Linked DNA regions of Homo sapiens: region 1 is linked to region 2. The links are chromatin loops, found by intact Hi-C in ENCODE. Cell type or tissue: heart right ventricle. All regions are shown on one strand.

Region 1 (2,500 bases), 78 kb before region 2:
ACTGGAAGTATAAGAAGTGAACGCAGATATTGGGCAGGTGGGTGACACTGGGAGAAGAGACTCTACACTGTCCGTCTTTGTACACACAAACACACATACACACACAAGTTTGTATCACATGATTGTTAACAAAAAATTAATTTTAAAAAGAAATGGGGCTGGGCCAGGTGGCTCACGCCTGTAATCGCAGCACTTTGGGAGGCTGAGGTGGGCAGATTACCCAGAGTTCAAGACCAGCCTGGCCAACATGGCGAAACCTTGTCTCTACTAAACATATAAAAATTAGCCAGGCGTGGTGGTGGGCCCCTGTTATCCTGGCTACTTGGGAGGCTGAGGCAGGAGAATTGCTTGGACTCAAGAGGTGGAGGTTGCAGTGAGCCAAAATTGCGCCACTGGGCAACAGAACCAGGCTCTGCCTCAAAAAAAAAAAAAAAAAAAAAAAAGAAATGGGCTAGCCTGGGAAGAGGCAGCAGAGGATAATGGTTACCTCCTTTGTGTAAGAAGCACGATTCATTCAAGTGAGAATTCAAAGTCTGTTCTGAATGCCATTCAGTCCACATCTGTACATTTTCTGCCCCACCCCCACCCCCCACCGAAGGTGCATTGTGTGAACCGACCTTGGGGAGGGAGTATGGGTGTGCATGTGTGTGAGCTCTCAGGGTGTTTCTCCTTCTTCATGATATCCTGGTTGCTATAGTGTGGAGATCTGTTTGTGACACACAGAAAACACTTTAAAGAAACACTGCTTCCTGACCATGACTTCCTGGGCAATCTGTCCTTCCTCAGACTGTTGAGTGCCAGACGTTTATATGCATGTCTGGACAGAGAGTGAGCCTGGCTCATTCAGACCCTGGGCACCATTCAGAGCAGAACTCAGTGGTAAGGAACAGCTTTCTTTCCACTGAAGATTCGCGCAAGCCGTGCCCCACAGGGCAGCGTCTCCTGGCGGCTTTGACTCAAGGGCGTTGGCACGGGCACCCCCATCTTTCTTCTTTCCTCAGGAGCCCATTGTACCGTTGGCTGTGCCCCTGCACCTTCAGCACCCAGGCACCAAGGGGAGCCGTTTTTCATACCAAACCACCAGTGAAAACAGGAAGTGATGAAGCAAAATTCACCCTGCATCTGCACTGAGTGACTTCTCTTTCTTTTTCTGTCATTCCTCATTAGGTATAGACACGTGTGGCCGTTTACGCTGTAGGATCCTCATTCCCACTGGCTTTGAACATTTTGGGGACTTACAATGCCGCCACCCGCGGACATCGTCAAGGTGGCCATAGAATGGCCGGGCGCCTACCCCAAACTCATGGAAATTGATCAGGTTAGTAACGTGACAGCATTGGGTGTCTATTTTCAGTTTCCTTTCTATACTGGAATTTTCATAGACTTTGGATAGCTCACTCTTCTCCCTTTCTCTCTCTAGCTGTGTTGAAAAATCTGTGCAATAATAGTTGCAATGTGCTTGATTTCTGTAGCACATACAGTGATGGATGGGGTTTTTATACTCTTCCAGCATCCACTTGGATTGTGTCAATACAGGATTTGTGTCTGAAGCTAGGAAGGAGGTGGGAGGGACAAGTGGATCGGGCCCTGGGCAGTTGACACAGTGGAGGCTGCCCCATCCCTGCCTTGCCATGACACATGGATATGTGCAGATTGTTGGAACACAGGCAAGACAAAACTTAATTTTTAAAATCCCTTTTTTTTCATTTTTTGCAGAAGCAGCCAAATGCATTGGTACTTTGTTATATTAATAGCTTTGTAATGAAATTAGTATAGAGGGGTTCAGTCTTGGATTTCAGCCAATTGTAATTTTTATTTTTAGTGTAAAATTCACAATGTGTCTAGCATATTGTCTGCCATGTAGTAAATACTCAACAAATGTTTATTGAATTAAAAAATATCAAGAAGACTTATAAAAGTGGCTTGACCCATAAAGGCATCCTTTAACTTGAATCTTGAGAATTGTATGGTGTGATTCTCATGCACTATTTGATTATAGGTTATCTCAGAATGGTTACTTTTGTCCTCACTTTACTGTAGTCACTCTAGAGCAAATGATTTAAGGAATAAAAGGTTGAGACCTATTATATACTTACAGGTTTCATAATGTATATAGTATAGGGTTCTAGATGGCTTTCTACATTTTCAAAATTACAATAACCATGGCAACTCCAATCTTTATGTTCTCCATACTATTTTACAATTATGATTTACAATTTTTTTTCCTGGTCAGATTTTATTATCTGGTGGCAGATCAATGCGAGAGTTATATGGAATTGTGCGAATCCAAAGGAATCATTAAAATGAATTATACGGGTCAGCTCAGAATTAATTGAACTTAAACTCAAATGTAAGAAAGGGTAAATTTTTGGGATTTTTGTCAAAAAAGCTGTTATCAGACCACACATCATTGTCATTTTAACTGCTCTCTGAGGTAGTTTTCTACTGACTCAAGAAGGAACCTATACAAACAGAGAAAAGTAGAGATGCCTAATAGTTT
Region 2 (2,500 bases):
TTCTCTCCTGGTTTGAGAAACTAATAAAGGGTTGTAACATGCCTTAAATTCTATTTATTGGCATCACTCTCAGCGGCCTAGCTTATGGGAGAAGAAGCCAGTGGAGGCTGGCAGGCAGAGGCGACACAGGATCCCCAGGCTGCTGCCCAAGGACAGATTGCAGGGGCGGCCAGGGCACCGGGTCAGAGTTTCTTGCAGGTTCAGGAGATGCAGGGGGCTTGGGCTACCTGCCTTGTAGGGAATTGGAGAGTTGGAAGGAGTGTCGTGGAGGGCAAGCCCCAGAACTTCAGCATGTGGTGCTCTTTGAGGAAGGATGTCCTGTTCCTCCCGGTGCTCTGGCAAAATTAACTGCGTGCTGTTAACTAGGAAGCCTGGACAGATGCAGGTGTGCCAGCCACCCCCATGGAAATGGCATTTAAAGCTGTGGGCTGGAAGAGGTCACCATGGGGAAAGTAGAGGAGAGGGCTCAGCACAGACCCCTGGGGACACTCTTAAGGTTTAGAGGAGGAGCCTAGCAAGAAGCCAGGTGAGCAAAGTGTTTCAAGGAGGAGGGAGTAGTACTTAGGTGTGTTGGAGGCTGTCCAGGTAATAAAGATGATGCGATGAGGGTGGTCCCTGGGCTGCCACCTGGAGGTATTAATAGCATGGTGGAGACACTCTCCATGCAGGGCTGGACAGGGACGCCTCATGAGAGCGGGGAGAATAGGAGGTAGAACGGAGGCAACACTTTCGAGCTACTCTCTCTTCCAAAACTTTTGCTGAAAATGCAAGCAGAGAAATGAGGAAGTAGCTGTAGGGAAACTGGGTCAATGGATGTTTTTACCTTTCTGTTTATTTTTTTTAAAGATGGGAGATATTAGAGATTTTTGCAGCTGGAAATGTTCTACTACAGAGAGAGAATTGATGATACAGAAGAAAGGGAGATAAATTTGAAGTAAAATACTTGAGAAGGCCAGGGGAGAGGAGATCCAGAGCTGAGGGGAAGAGCTGACTTCTGATAGGAAACAGGGTCCCCGCCACACAGCATCTATCAGGAGGAAGCAGAGCTTGAGGGTAGAGATGCCAGCAGCTGGTGCTGTTAGAAGTAGGAAGATGAAGGAACTCCTGGCTGATTGCTTTGATTTCCTCAATTAAATGATCACCAGTGGAGGGGAGGCAGCAGAAAGGCATAGAGGGGGTTTAAGGAGAGTAGAAAAGGTATGGAGGAGTCATTCTGAAGGGACACAGCAAACATTCCAGGAAAATATTGGATTGCTGGGCAACATTGAGCGTACATTTGAAGATATCTATTAAACTGTTGAAACTAAGGATGTTTTTAGACTACTTTTTAATTGGCATCATGGATCCAGAGTTATGCTAGAAGTTTCTTGGGGATGATTTTAACTTGTATCTTCAAGAGAGAGAAATGTTAAATGCTTGACACACACACACTACCAGTACCCTTTCCTGTGCCCACGGCTAATCCTTTATGAGCTGTTTCCTCCCTTGGAGTCTGGAGTCTGGGTCCAGAACCCTTTCCTATCTGGGACATGAGGTAGCCACATCAAGCTGTTTCAATGGCCCAAAGTAAAACTTTTTTCTATCCTTAGAGCAATACCAGAAAATATAACTTGCTGTCTGATACAGAGACCTACATGACTATTAGATTCTTTTCATGTGTGCTGGTTGCTTGAAAAATCAGAACCAAGGCTATCTTATTTTTTTAATAATGTTGACTCTTTCCTCCCAAATATAAAAATGGTGCAAATTCATTATGGAAAATGCAAAAAATAAGGCTTCCTGCAAAGAAAATTGTTTAGAATATTACAATTCATAAATAACCACAGGTCACATCTACTTGCCTTCTTTGACCATTTGTATGCAAATGTGTGAATACATATGTGTGCATACATGAATGTATATATATTCATTTATAGGTTCATATATATATTCATTTATGCATTCATATATATATGTGTATTCATTTGTACATTCATTTAGTGAAATGTGTTTTGAACTCATGGTAAATGCCAGACACACTTCTGTGTGCTGGGTGACATTACATTCTGGCAGATACACACACTCCACTGCGCATATTCCCACCTCCCATAAACAATAAAATATGTTTGCGTCTTGGCTGTTTCTCTTAATATTGCCTCGTGAGGATGTTCTCACACTATTTTACATTCTCTAAAAGTTCCATATGTAGTTCTATATGATATTTCATCCTATGACTATGTCATGACTATTTCACCATTGTCCTATTGGTAAACACGATGGTTGCTCAATGTTTGGCTATGAATGCTGTTTTAAGGGCTCCAAATGTACCACACATCCATCTCCGATATTTACATGCATCCATTCAGGGAAGCACATCACCACCAGGGACTCCTTCAGCTCTGCATGCTCATGAACACCCTAGGCTACCTTGTCTACTGCTTCCACATCCTCACTTCCCTCCACACCCCCTGGCCTGCAGACCCCAGACACATCAGTCCTCTCCTTTCTCTCCCTCCAGACA

The links. Hi-C counts contacts between places; a loop is a spot of excess contacts. Peaks named below come from ENCODE experiments on the same cell type or tissue, not always from the same donor. Only the 100,000 strongest peaks of a DNase experiment are listed, where the experiment ranks them.
Region 1: a loop joins it to region 2, with 7 times the contacts of the local background. A loop is called at or near these places in 1 of 110 quality-filtered maps.

Annotation. Positions count from the first base shown.
Region 1 is chr7:37,341,431-37,343,930 of GRCh38, reverse strand. It overlaps ELMO1 (engulfment and cell motility 1), which reads left to right. Exons shown (of 22, transcript NM_014800.11): 2 at 1,168-1,318. The coding sequence starts at 1,241. Among named protein-coding and RNA genes, the nearest start is that of ELMO1, 110 kb to the left of the region's middle. RefSeq lists enhancers at 574-813, 1,054-1,173. In heart right ventricle, no CTCF peak of the experiment used is centred here; a DNase peak (open chromatin) is centred at 1,050.
Region 2 is chr7:37,263,735-37,266,234 of GRCh38, reverse strand. The region is part of intron 5 of ELMO1 (engulfment and cell motility 1); the gene reads left to right. Among named protein-coding and RNA genes, the nearest start is that of ELMO1, 180 kb to the left of the region's middle. In heart right ventricle, no CTCF peak of the experiment used is centred here; no DNase peak of the experiment used is centred here.